Linked DNA regions of Mus musculus: region 2 is linked to region 1. A link is a contact called in ENCODE POLR2A ChIA-PET data. All regions are on one chromosome and are shown on one strand. Each heading gives the region's core, a stretch centred on a gene start or an enhancer-like site at or near the end of the contact. The rest is flanking DNA. Distances are from core to core; before and after follow the strand shown.

What was found. ChIA-PET counts read pairs that join two places held with the same protein, here RNA polymerase II (POLR2A).
Region 2: POLR2A ChIA-PET joins it to region 1 with 35 read pairs in embryonic stem cell. The contact joins the promoter of Lrrc34 here to the promoter of Mynn in region 1. POLR2A ChIA-PET finds 5 or more read pairs at or near these places in 4 of 5 experiments (Patski and embryonic stem cell).

The regions. Positions count from the first base shown.
Region 1 is chr3:30,599,056-30,606,096 of GRCm38, reverse strand. Mynn (myoneurin) reads right to left here and starts at 4,010. Exons shown (of 8, transcript NM_030557.3): 1 at 3,402-4,010; 2 at 2,297-2,593. The coding sequence starts at 2,562. It overlaps n-TVaac8 (a tRNA gene), which reads right to left and starts at 4,827; the gene lies at 4,755-4,827. Actrt3 (actin related protein T3) reads left to right here and starts at 6,227. Exons shown (of 2, transcript NM_029690.2): 1 at 6,227-6,441. The coding sequence starts at 6,248.
Region 2 is chr3:30,644,106-30,651,146 of GRCm38, reverse strand. Lrrc34 (leucine rich repeat containing 34) reads left to right here and starts at 3,329. Exons shown (of 11, transcript NM_027941.1): 1 at 3,329-3,477; 2 at 5,832-5,952. The coding sequence starts at 5,843. It overlaps Lrriq4 (leucine-rich repeats and IQ motif containing 4), which reads right to left and starts at 3,178. Exons shown (of 6, transcript NM_001290510.2): 1 at 2,887-3,178; 2 at 195-1,242. The coding sequence starts at 2,921.

The DNA.
Region 1 (7,041 bases), core at 2,761-5,260:
TATGAATCATGGAGAGGTCTTGTTAATAAAAATGGACATTTAGCCATCTATGAGAAAGTGCCAGAGAGCCCGGAACTGTTATGCACTCTCTACTAAGAAAGGTGTTCCAGGATGTTCCAATCAAGTTAAGATTTTTTTTTTTCACAAATAGTTAATGGAAAAAGAGACCAGATGGAAGGCAGGTGGCTTGTGTCTACAATAGAGCACTCTGGGGACTGTATTGAGGCCATCTTCAGCCACACAGTGAGTTTCTGTCAAACTCACACAGTGAGATCTTATCTCAAAAAAACCAAAAAAGAAAACATAAAAATTAAAAAACTCTCTCAAAATCCACTGATCTGCAGTTAGTATTAAATACTCTATATTCTTCAGCCCATTCAATTCATCAATTATTTACCAAATTTTAATTATTGTGGAAGATTAACTTATCTCTGCTCATTATCCCAATACAACAATTCTAAAACATGAATACTTCCTTTTCAGAAAAAAAAAAAAAACAAGAGGTGTTTTGATCCTAGCATGTATAAGAAGTGTACATTCTTATTATGGGATAAGCTGCAAGCTACAAGGAAAGGATCTTAACTGTGTACAGGCATACATCTGTAGAGATGGCCTGGAAAAGGATGTGTATGAAAAATATTAATAGTCCTAGTCAGTAGGTGGCACAATCTCATGGGCGTTTTTCCCTTCCAAGTTTCCTCTAAGAAATGTAGAACTGAAGAGGGCAGAGAATAAAGACGATAAAATATAAAGTAAACAAGTGTTTGTTGCCCAGTGGGGGCTTCAAGTAACCTTTCACTCAGTTTTTACAATAATACCAATATAGTTACTACTATCTCACTTTTATGAGGCGATTAAGGCTCACGGAGGCCTTTAGGTGACATATGATCAGCCAATCAGAAAGACACAATTCCAATGTCTATTTTTTTTTTTCCTTCAGTAAGTCTGGTTAGCCCAGAACTCAAAGAGACGCACCTGCCTCTGCATCCCAAGTTCTGGGTTAAATGCGTGCGCCACCCCGACTGGCCTATAAGTCCGTTCTACCAGCCACTCCCCTACTTGTGCGCATGCTTCTATTAGAAATGAAGGAAAGAAGGCAAGCATAATCTGTCCAGATCCTTTTTGCTTCTGCCCTTTCTACTTTTCTCCCACAACTAGGAATGTATGACTATCAGCCTAGCTTTTATACAGAGGAAACAATATATCTCTATTATAAGACTCTGAAGAGCCTACTTACTATAAAGGGGCAGCAATAAGCATCTTTTGGCATAGTCTGTGTGTGTTCCTGTGCACACATGCATGCAGATGTGTGTGTATTTGTGTATGGAAGCCGCAGACGATTCTGCGTGTCTTCCTCTGTTGCCCTTCACACCCTATTATATGAGACAGGATCTTTCCCTGAGCTAGAAGCTCCCAGATTCTGCTAGGCTGGCTGGCTGGCTGGCTGGCAGGAGGGCGGGCGGGCGGGCTAATGAGCTCCACCCCAGCAGCACTGGTATCACAAAACTGCTTTTATTTGGTGGCTAAGGACCCGAAATCAGGTCCTCATCCTTGCACGGCAGGCACTTGACCAATGCACCTCTGGAGCCCAACGGTTAAGACCCTTAAGAGAAACACAGTGATGCCTCTGGCTTGATTCAAGCTTTGGATAGGTTGACAACGGGAACAGACTTAATGCTACTTGCATTTCCACGAAGTTACTTTCCAGAACCACAATCAGAAAGTCCTGCACGTTGCCATTTAAATATGAGCACTAGAAGGCCATGAGGCCATGAGGCCTGAGGTGGTTCTTCAACAACTCTACTCCAAATACCCTAGAAGCAGCAACGGACAGAGACTGTGTGAGAGAGGGCCTGAGGGACATGAAGACCAAAGGAAAACCTACTTTAAATTCAGAATTTGCAAAATTGAAATAGAGCCTTTTTTTTTTTTTTTTGGTGAATAAGTCTGTCAGATGGAATTCTTGACTTTAATGTGTATTGTTTGTTTGTTTTTGTTTTTTCAAGACAGGGTTTCTTTGTGTAGCCCTGGCTGTCCTGGAACTTCCTCTGTTGCCCAGGCTGGCCTTGAATTTATTAGGTCCTGCCTGCCTCTGCCGCCCACCACCAGCTTTAATGTGTTTTTTGTGCTTACCAAACATCTTTTCATCCTCAACAGTTCTACTGAAGCTATAGTGTGTGTGTGTGTGTGTGTGTTGTGTAACAACACTGAGAATGAGCATGGAGAGCAAACTGGAAAAACAGGAATCTAGCTCTAAAGACTAGATTTTATAACTGAATAAAAACATGTACTTTACCTGTCGAGATTTAAAGTTCCTGTATATATAAACTCCAACAGTTTCTGAAATCCGTCAGCCTTCACCTGACTCTGATCAAGAAAAACATTGTTCTCAGAAGTGCTTCTGTAGATCGCCCCAAAATACTCACTAAAGGAGGCAAGCACATTCCTATGCGCCTTAAACTGGAATTCTCCAATCACTACGGTACAGTCGCAAAGAAATCCCGCTTCCCGTTGCTTATTCAGTCTCTCTAAAAGGTGCTCACAGTGGTGTGAATACTGCATTTTGCTAGCAGAATGGGATTTCACCCTTGATCTAAAAAAGACAAGAAGAGACGGTGAACTGATAGCCGTAAGCTTTCATCAAACATTCACCCATGCAGCGGTAAGGGAGTGTGGGACAAAAGACTAAACCCAAAGAACACAGCTCTTCCTTTGCCTCCCAACCCCCAAAAGCCTCATCGAACACTCGTGGTGATTAAATGCTTTTCTTTGTTTTACTGCACTAGAACACTAATGCAATAAAAGGCAGTGAAAAAAACAAAAACAAAAACAACAACAACAAAAAAAAACATGTCACAGTTGTAAACAGGGCCGTAAAATCCTAAGCTTCTAGAGTTGACCCCTCAAACTTTTAAGCTCCAACAGGCATCTTTACCTGAAGGTGCTTAAACAAATAGACTAAGAAAAGCCTCCTTGAAACAGGATAAGAACACGATACGAGTTGTTCCCATTGCTCTCTGATCACTGAACCCTGTAAGCAGAGATGGTGAGGTTCCAAGCTCCAGGCAAGTGCAAGGGGGCGGGAACGCCCCGACCCGCTGTGTCAAAGGTTCCATCACTCTCCGGAGGAGGACACACCCCTTGCCTGCCCGCTGCTTGCTTGGCAGCGGCGGAGGGCGACAGTCCTAGCCAGTCCCCGGCCACCGCTGCCTTGCACTCCCAGCTTGCACTCCCGCGAGTTCCCACGGCACCGGCCATGACTACATATACCGCGGACGCTGCCTCTGCCTAGACACCCTCCTCCGCCCCGAATCGCGCTCGATCTCCGAGGCGCCGGACCACATAAGACCCCGGGATCCCAGAACGCAGGGACGACAGGCCAGACAGAGGGCGGCACTCACCCGTAGCCGCCCAAGGGAAACAGTTTCTTCACTCTCTCACCGCCATCTTGGGAGGACGTCACTGCGACGCTCCGCCTCTCCCTTCCTCCTCTGCGATAGCGTCACGTCCGGGTGTGTGGTCCATTGGGGACACCGGAGATAGGACGCTAAAAGTCTACTAGGGCCGGCGAGCTGGGTCTCAGAGCCCTGACTTCCCGGCATGCCCAGGTCTCCGGATCACACCTCCTTGCTCACTCGCATCCGGTGCGAGCTGCTCACCTTGTCAGCCCGCAGCTGTCGGCCCAGATTCTGGATGGAGACCGGGCTTGAGTGCAGAGCCGGCCTCTCCGGGAACCGCGCTGCGCGCTGCATGCTGGGAGTTGTAGTTCTTTTCCTCGCCTGTCATCCTGTCTTCATTAGCGCCCCTCCAGTGGAGATGACTGTGTTGTGCACCCTGGTTCTTGACCGGGGCGAGTGGGAGGGATATGCTTAAGTCGAGACCAATCACTCCTTCCTCTTTTGCATATCCGAAAGCTCTTGGGACCCCCAGAATTCTGTTTGAACCGGCTCACCAAAGCTCATCTACCAGAATGCCCTTACCTGGCAACAGAGATGAGATGTTCGAAAGCAAAGCAAAGCAGCAGGGCACACTGGGCATGCGCAACGTGGGAGGAAGGTGGGCTTTCTACCGGAAAAGGTTTTCCTACGTCTGAACCAGAATAATTTTAGCACAGTTATTTACCTCGAAATCAGAGTTAGTGCAGTAAAGGGAGAAGAGCAAAGTTAAGTTTTGATGTGTTCTTCCCTAGAACCTGCGGACGTCATAAATCTTAAAAAGCACAACTGAAACGTTTGTTGGTATAAGTTACGTTTATGCTTTTTAAGGAATTTACCTGTGACTTTATTTAAAAGACAGTCTCAAAAACTCTGAGAGTTTTTTCCATACCGGAATCTTTTTGCTTATATCTCTGTGAAGAATTTGTGAATAAAACCACGAGTCGTTTTTATAAGAAAAATGTTGAGGCTACTTTTTTATATGTCTGAGTATAAATTTCTTTTTAATTTCATCTTTTTGTCAAACCCTTTCGATAATGTGTTAATTCTGAAATATTTAGTGAAGTTGACATATAAATTAAGAACAAAATTTAGCCTGACAGGAGGGGGGGGAAATGGAATCTCGAGGGGAGAAAACTGAATACAGACATGCTTCAGAGGCTAGAGATTGGGAGAATGCCTTCTAGAATCAGTAGCTACCTACTTCATCAGCCCTTTTTGTTGCTGCTCTCGTCTGTGTGTTGGGGCGTTTGTTATCAACATTAAAACAGCTGATTCAAGGTCGTTTCTTTAATGGGCGGGTTACCGTTTTAAAAGATATGTTTCCGCCCGGTTTCGAACCGGGGACCTTTCGCGTGTTAGGCGAACGTGATAACCACTACACTACGGAAACTTGGTTGCACTGGTGTGTTGAAATGTTCTTCTTATGTGATGTCGTCATATACGTTTCACACCTGTTTAAGGTTTATGCATTTTTCAATGAGGAGAGAGAAAAAATATTAACAAAGCACAGTTAACTTAACAGGCTGAGACTATTTAAAAGTTTGAACTTGTTTGCAATTTCTTTTTCTCCCTTCCTTCCTTTCATTCATTCTGTCTTTTTCTTGTTTTGCTAAGCCCGGCGGGTACACCACTAGAGACCAGCAGGCACACTTAGTTCCTGGCCGAATTTCATTTTTTTTCTCATTTTAGACAGGTTATGCTTTCCTCCAGCTGGGAAGCAGCGGCGCGCTGTAGCCAGGGCCTGTGATTTGGCGCAGTACAGTGCTTTGGCGGGTTTTGGTGGAAGCACGTGTAAATTACCCTTTTCCCCATCCTGCTTCGAAACCAAAGCTTCTATTTGTGTGCTGTTTTAAAGCCCCTAAAGGATGCGCGAAACCAGACACCAAGACGTTCATTTTTTGCTGCGCAGTGTACTTTCTTTTTCTGAACTGAACTTCATAATGATCTAAGGCATTTATATTCTTACCAAATGGCAGACATGTTCTTATTCCTAAAACATCAACCTCAGGAAATGAAAATTAGCTTCGGAGGACCTAGAGATATAATCCAGAAGATGAAGAAAAGGATGAAATAAGGGGGGAAGGAGGGGGGGGAAGAGGGAGGGAGGGAGGGAGGGAGGGAGGGAGAGAGAGAGAGAGAGAGAGAGAGAGAGAGAGAGAGAGAGAAATGAACGGAGAAAAGAAAAGGGGAAGGAGGGGAGCCGAGCATCCCAGAACTCAGAGCCTGAAGAGGGGAATTCCGCTGAGTTCGAGGGCAGCCTGTGCTAAAATGCACCATCTTACAAAACCCAAAAGGTTTTGCCTTTTTGTGTATATCTTTAGAAAGGACAGGAAAGATGTAACGTTGTTTACTTTACTATACAGAACATAAACTCGTTTCACACCCCAGCACTCCCTGAAATTGATCCTTACAGAAGCCAGGCAGAGCCTTCCTGTAGCGATATTTCCAAGGCCGGTGTTAAGGGTCTTCCTCCAGCTTCCCACTCGCCCTGGAACACTACTGTTAACCACAGTGCAAGGACTTAAGAGAATTTTTTTTTAATAGACATTCAGCGTGTTTGAGAAAGGTTCTTGCAAATTGTTAGATTTCTATGTTTTGCAAGGGTAGCCCGGTTTTCTGGTATTAATGCTGAGAGCTTCCAGGAGCAGCGGTGATGCTCAACCCATGGAAAGCGGTCGCAGGAGGCACCTCACTCATGTCATGCGGGCCAGCAGATGGCCGGGTCCTCTGTGACGCGACATTACCAACACCTGTCACCGCACAGCCTGGGAAGAGCGGTCTGGAGGCGCAGATGCAGCAGCACCAGCGGCATGAGCGGCTACCAGCCACCAGTGGTGATCGACAACGGCTCGGGAATGATCAAGGCGGGCCTGGCTGGGACCCGGGAGCCCCAGTTTGTCTACCCGAATATTCTGGGCCGGTCCAAGGGCCATACGGCGGACAGCAGGCAGGAGCTGTGTGTGGGTGATCAAGCGCAGGAGCGCAGGAGCTTCCTATCCATCAGGTACTGCGGGACTCTGCAGTCTTGGGGGCTTTGTGGAAGTGGGTGGAGAGCCCATAGCTAAAGCCACCCCGAAAGGACCAGGGAAGGAACCCCAAGGCCACTCCTTACAAAAAACAAAAACAAAAACCCAAAACAAACAAACAAACAAAAACTTCTGTTCTCTATACACAAATATATTCAAGCATACAGTGGCCGTTCATGCTAGATGTGCCTGCGTAAGAATGTGGCTTGACGTGTGACTTTTGTCATGCGGTGTGGTCTCTTGAACTATTTACAATTATACCAGAATGTGGGAAGTTTCCAACTTTTTGAAGTCACATTCTCCAAAGAAGAGAAAAAAATAGCCAAGCAAAATGACTGCAGAGAAAAGTAGCTGTGCTGTTTACTGGAAGTTACTTTGTCAATTACAGAAAACAATAATGATAAATAGTCCCCTTGGATGCAAAGGAACAGAAAGGTAGAATTAACAGTTTCTATTTAAGAATGGTAGCCTTCACCTTCAATCGGGTAAAGGCAGGGGAGTCTGTGCATTCCAAGCCATCTTGGTTTGCATACTGAGTTTGTTTTATTTGTCTGTCTGTCTGTCTGTCTGTCTGTCTG
Region 2 (7,041 bases), core at 2,080-4,579, 46 kb before region 1:
CTACGTCCTAAGTGAACATTAAATGGATATCAGAATCACTATTATTTGGAAAGGAAGGATATGAAGTGCCACCTTGTGGGATATCTTTGATAACCCTGTTTTGTTTTGTTTTGTTTGCGGTAGCCGGTTCAATACACTTCCTGGCACAACAAAGAAGGGCAGATCAGAGTGACAGTCCAGAAGGGAAGCAGTACCTGCCTCACTTTGTTATCATCTAGCGCCAGGATCTCCAGGTTCTTGAGCGCGCAAATCTGCACGGGAAAGTGTTCTATGTGGTTCTGACTGAGGTCCAGGAAGCGCAGGTTGATCAGGCGCTTGAAGGAGTCCCGCAGCCCGTGCAGGCTGGTGTTGCGCAGGTACAGCAGATGCAGCGACACCCAGCTGCAGAGGAGGCGCGGCACCTTCTCCAGCCGGTTCCCGCTCAGCCCTACCTCCGTGAGCTCGGTGAGAAGCTCCAGGGAGGACGGCAGGGAGTGGATAGAGTTGTGGGTCAAATCCAGCACTGACAGCTTGCTGCACTGACTCAGAGACTCCGGTAAACTCATCAGGTGGTTAGACGCCACGTAGAACTTCTGCAGCCTCACCAGGTGCCCGATATCTCCGGGGATGCTCTTCAGCTTGTTTTCGTCCAGGTCGATCACCTCCAGGTTGTAGAGGACACAGAGGTCGCAAGGGAAAACCTCGAAGTGATTCTGCTTCAGGTAGATCTCCCTGAGCTTGGTTTGGTTCACGATTTCCTCGGGCAGCGATTCCAGGAAGTTCTCTGACAGACCGAACAGCTCCAGGTGATGCAGGGATTTGCAAATGCCGGTGGGAATCTCGGTCAGGCCAGTGCGGTAGAGCCGCAGCTCGCGAAGGGTGCGGAGGCGGCTGACGACGTGCAGCGAGGAGATGACCAGCGGGTTGCCGCTCAGGTCCAGCGACTCCAGGCTGCTCAGCGCCCCCAGCTCCGGGCACAGATCTTGCAGGCTGTTGTTATGCAGGTAGAGAACCTTGGTGTTCTGTAACTGCTGAATGCCCTGGGGAATTTCTGCAATCTGGTTATTCTCCAGATGCACTTCTTCTAATTCTTTTAATGCCAAAATCTCTGACGGGATGGTCTTCAACCCCTGGTTGGAACCATCAATGAAAAATGTTCTATCAGTGAGCTGGTGGGGTTCTTTTTTCTGAAGAACCTTGGGTAAATGTTCTTGTCTCAGTAGTTCCTTGGTCAGGGTTTTGAAGGTGTCAATTATGTCAAATCTGAAATACCGTGAAAGGGGGGATTGGGAGGTGGGGGGAGGGGAGCGCAAAGGTTAAATGACTGAAATTATTCTGCAACATAAAATTTAGATTTTTTTTTTTCTAAAAAAAATCATGTCAGGCTGAGAGTTAAAGGGTAAGCAACTCTTTCTAGGAAGTTTGTGCACATGTGTTAACACACAGATGGCCTCATTTCAGCTTCAAAAACTTGCTTGATTAGAGGCTTAAAAATGCCTTTAAAAATACTTTAAAAGCACTTATTGCTCTTGCATAGGAACCCAGTTGGGGACCCCAACACCCAAATCTGGAGGCTCACAACTGCCTGTAACTCTGGCTCCAGGAGGATCCCATGCCTTCACCTGTCCTCGGGAGCTCCTGGACTCCCAGCCAGCTCACCCCCAAAATTGCATAATTGTTTTTTCACAGATGAGCATACATAGTGTTGTACACCTTGTTCCCAACACTGGAGAGGCAAAGACAAGTAGGTCTTTGTGAGTTCGAGACCAACCTGGTCTACACAGTGAGTTCCAGGACAGCCTGAGATACACAGTGAGACCCCCGTCTTATAAACAATAGAAAAACAAAAACAAATAACTTTTTAAGATGCTTATTTTGATTTAGTTTCAGATGAGTTCTAGAAGGTTCCAAAAGGTCATAGCTCTTGCCATCACCCCCAGAAGACATTGAGAAAAATTATATCATACATAATATATATTATATATAAAGTTATCAGAGATGAAAATTAATGATCAGCAACCACTTTTCTCTATGTATATAAAAGACCGGTGGAAGGTCATGTCTGGTGAGGCTGGGTAGGCAGAGAAGCCAGCCTTCCATAGGCAAACAAAAAGCTAACTGAACAAACCAACCATGCCTGGGACAGGAGAACCCAACCAAAGAGAACAATTTTTAATAGTTCCGTGGTTGTCAAGAGGGGCAACTCCTCTAGTCTGGAGTACTCGCAAGTGCAGGGTGAGTTTTCCCACCAGCCAGGGTTCCATTAGATATTTGATCGATAAGAGCCCTTTGGGGATGGTGCAGGTAGGACTAAGAAGAATCCTGGTCTCAGTCAGTTGCTGTACTGCTTGCTCCAGAGGCAGAGCACACCCCACTCCACCCCTCCCCTGCCCCTTCCCCCTCCCCTTTCCCCCTCCCACCCCACTGGTACAGCATCTCCAACCTTTCCTTTCTTCTACCTTCTTAATTCAAAAGAATCTGAGACAGAAAGGGGCAGAGGCTAACTTAGGGACTTTCCTGGAAACTCAAGGGGTAAATGCACATATTTCTGCACTTTAGCATGCTACCTGTGGAGAAAGGACCTTGAAACTCAATTCCTGTACCCACCCAGAACTTCGGCCTTGCCCGGGCTTTCCTGGTAGTAGAGGCAGAGGGATGGAAATTGCCTATGTGGCAAGGACTTACATATTTAGTTATTCACTTTTAACTTATCACCTCTCCTAGATTTCTGTGACTATTTCAGACCCCACTTCCAGACTAGATTCATCATCGGTGGGTCTACAACCGAGCATCCAAGGGTCCCGAACATCCTGCCCCATTCCTTCACAGCCTTACTACAAAGAAGATGCGAAGACTCCACATGGATACGACCTTGCCTGCCTCCATACTCTTGAGTACTGACTGTACCTGTGCATCTGCAGCTTGGCACTGGGATAGGCCATCTCAGATTAGTCTGGAAGTCGCCTTCTCAAGGAAACTCTTCCAGGGGGCTCTACCCCTTCAAAAAAAAAATCCTTTAAACTACTACACACTTGGAGGTTCTACCATTAGATTCCGAGCTTAGCCCTTCGGAAAAGGTGAGACAGGCTGGGTCACCAGGGTTTGTAGTCCTAGTCCCTAGCCCAGCAGATGAGGCTCCTAAACCCTCGAAGCTCCACCATCAGAATGTGTAACCTAGAGCGGATAGGCTTAAAGTGATGATCACTGCCTCCCACTTCAGGCCTCGAGGTTATAGAGTACCCCGCCCTCTTAACGGTGGCCCCGCCTCTTCCCTCTTTCTCCAAAAGGAAGCTTCTGTGGTTGCCATGGGAGCGACTCTGGTTACTGGACTCGTAGTGGGCCGAGCCCTGTGAGGACTGAGCAGGGGCAGACTGTTGAAAAAGCTCAGCCACGGCGGCCTTCCTCTTTAGAGGTCGAGGTCCGCAAAGCGAGCTGGGTAAGGGGCACCGGGCTCTAGGCGAAGGAAAGGGCAGCGGATCCCGCCTGCAGAAGCCCCAGGTATGGAGGCGCCCTTGACCAACGCTGGTCCCCTGTCTTCGTGAGGAGAGTGGCTTTGCTCTGGCCTCCCTCCTGCTTTTTGAGGAGGGTCTGGGGGAGGTATGCCGCGGGGAGGGGAGGCTCTGCGCCCCTGAATTTGTGGAAGTTACGGGAAAATACCTCAGATAAGCAAGAAGCTCCTCAGAGTTTTTCTGAGTTCCCACTTCTAGACTACCCACAGTTTCTTTTAATCACTTTATCTTATTTTTTTTTAAATATCATATAGAAGAAGGGATTTCATTGTGACATTTCCATTCATATATATAATTCCATGTGCACTTTGAGTGCATCCATGAATTTAACGAATTAAACATAAGACTGGGGATATATTCAGGAGTTGTTGGGCAGTTGTGAGAAACCAGAGTTCCTGCCACTACTTTTAGACTATTGTTTTAAAGTGTGTGTTGTGGGGGCCGGAGAGACTGCCCAGAGAGACATTAATAAGGGAAATAAGATGATAAAGGAGGGAACACCGACACTGCTAGTTTGACCTGGAGCCTGATGGAAGAGGAGGACGGGGCTGCGGAAAGACTGTATGCTTTTGTCCTCCACCCATGGGTGTGACTGCTGCCTTCTCAGTCACGGGGCCTCTGAAGAAAACAGCGTGGAGAGACTCAAGTCCTGCCTTTGCTTTTGACCCCTAGAAGGGCAGACACCATTAGTGCTGGTGTTCCACCCCCAAGAAGTTAGTAGCCTGAGGCAGGAAGGGCGCCAGTAGAAAGGCGCCCAGCTCTGGCTTTTGTTTAGAAACCACAGGAGCATCTGTTTCCAGGATGCTAATACTGCACTTAGTTGATGTTCCTTCCCTAAGTGCCACAGACATCTCAGAATGGGGCATTCAGGTCCCATCCCCCCTTCCGAAGCTCAGCAGAACCTAAATATTATAAATATCCTAAGTCCTGGTGTATCTCTCTCACACACATACAAACACAAATAAACTTAAAATAACTATTTTAAAAATTATAAGAAAAGTTCATTTCCTTTCAGCTTAAATATAGCAGATCTTAGGTCTTGGTCTGCAGCTTTGAGTGGTAAACTCTTAGAGTGTAGATGGCCACTCAGCAGTGGATGCTTTTAAAATATAGAAATTTAGAGAAGCAGCTGGCATCTAAGAAGCCAGGCTACTTAAAGTGTGAGGTGGCAGAGTGTATTCTGAAATACATGTACACAGAAAGTAGAATAATCAAGCCAGTAGCATGAGTGTTTTACAAGAGTAAGAACATGGCTTCCATTATGGAGGACCCAGAGTTCACAAGAAATGTCTTTAAAGTAATATTGGAGCCAGGTGTGCTAGCACACACCTGTGATCCCCGATACCTGTGTAGCCGGGGAAGGATGACTGTGAGTTCAAGGCCATTCTGAAGAACACAGCGAGACCCTGTGTTTAGAAGAAGAAAAGAAAGGAAAGGTAACAGTTTAAAGTAGTGGAACTACTAGGAAAGCTGCTGCGTAACAGAGACCTCAGCTCCTATTTGTTTATTTTTATTAAAAGCAAAACATAGGTGGGGGTGGGGTGATGGCTGAACCGGGTGAAGCACAAGTATGGGGGTGTGAGTTTTGATCCCTAGCTCTCATATAACAGCCAGGCTTCAGGAGTGTATGTCTGAAGCCCTAGCGTTTGGGGTTGGAGATGGGTGGCTCTCAAGGGCTCTGGAGCCAGCCAATCTAAGCCTAAACAGTGTCTGTAATAGTGGTTCAGTGACATTTCAAACAATAGGGCAGAGAACAGAGGACAATGACACTTGATAGCAACCTCTGGCTTCCACATGCACAATCCCTGGATTTCCACCACACACAGGAAGTAAAGACTTAGAACGAGGAGATGGAAGAGGGCCTAGGTAGGGGAAATGCTTCTGAGAGCTAGACCTCAATCTGCTGTGAAGATGCTATCAAAGTGGTTTGGTGTCAAGGTATCCAATCCAAGTGGGCTAATTTCTCGGGTCCTTCTGGAGTTAGATTGTTGCCCCGTCTTTGGAACCCAATGGGGCACATGCAGGCTTTAGAGTCAGTTTGATTTTGCCCAGAGTAATTTCTCTGGATATCTTTTTCTCCACTACCAAGCCCAACACATGATAGAGGTTAGTTGTTCTCTTTCAGATAGGATGCTGGTTGGAGTCACAGTCTGCCCACTGTCTCTGGTTATATTTATAGCTGTCCAGCCCCACCCTTAGTTCTCTCTCCTTTCCTTCCTTCCTCTCCCTTGCTACACATACACACGCATGCACACTCGTTTCTTTGAAGGAAGCTTAGTTGTTGCTGAAGCTTTGGGGATCATTTGGTACCTGATGATGAATGATGCATTTATGTTTCCAAAGCTCCAGAGTCGATGGAGAAGCTCCAGGCCCAGTACTGTTACTTATGTTCAGAAAACATACGGAAAACTAATCCTTTCATACTGAATATACTCCAAAAACTGGATGAAGAAATTGAAAAGCGGTAAGGAAGCTAAGTATTCTATTGTATCAAAAGTTTCCACTGATTCTCATTCCTGTGAACCCTGGACCATTCAGCCATTTTATCCCCACTTGAAAATGGCTCGGGAGGCAGAGGCAGGCGGATTTCTGAGTTCGAGGCCAGCCTGGTCTACAAAGTGAGTTCCAGGACAGCCAAGGCTACACAGAGAAACCCTGTCTCGAAAAACCAAAAAAAAAAAAAAAAGCTCAGTAAAATGGACATAGTTAATGGGTAGATCTGTGACACTGTAAGATCTTTGGAGTGGTATCTGACATGGGGACAGCACTAGACCCAGAGCCCTCAAGCCAGGGCCCCTGTACTTACCTTAGTTCCCATGAGCTGGCTAAATATCCCCAAGTCCTTTGTCCTGGTTGTTGCTCTTGTATCTGTTTTGTTTTGTTAACTTGACACATTAGATTTACATGGGCAAAGAGGCCACCATTGAGAAAATACTCCCATCAGATTGCCCGTAGGCAAGTCAGTGGGGACATTTTCTTGATTAATGATGAATATGGAAGAGCCCAGATCACTGTGGGTTGGTGCCAACTCTGGGCATATGGTCCTGGGTATGAGAAAAGAGACAGGAAGCTAAGGGCAGCAAGCCAGGAAGCAGAACTCCTCCATGGCGTCTCCTTCAGTTCCTGCCTCCAGGTCCCTGCCTTGAGTTCCTACTTGATTTCCCTCAATAGTGGAATAACCCTTTCCTACCCAAGTTGATTTGGTCATGGTGTTTCATCACAAAGATAGAAACCTAAGGTGTCCTTGTGTCAAGAGTGGGTTTGATGATTAGCTTTGCCAACCTGATACAGCCTAGCTCCATTTGGGAACAACAAGGACTTTTCTATTTGATGAGGCTGTGTCAGTGTCTGTAGAGGAATTTCTTGAGTAAGTCAATTGGTGGGTAGACTCAGCCCACTGTGGGCAGCACCATTTCTTAGGCAGGGGTCCTGAACTGGAGAAATCACGCTGAATACATGCATCCAAATGAGCATGTATTCATTTCTTTCTGTCTACTCTTAACTGTGAGAATGATGGGAACTAGCTGCTTAAAGCTGCTCCCACTGTGACCTC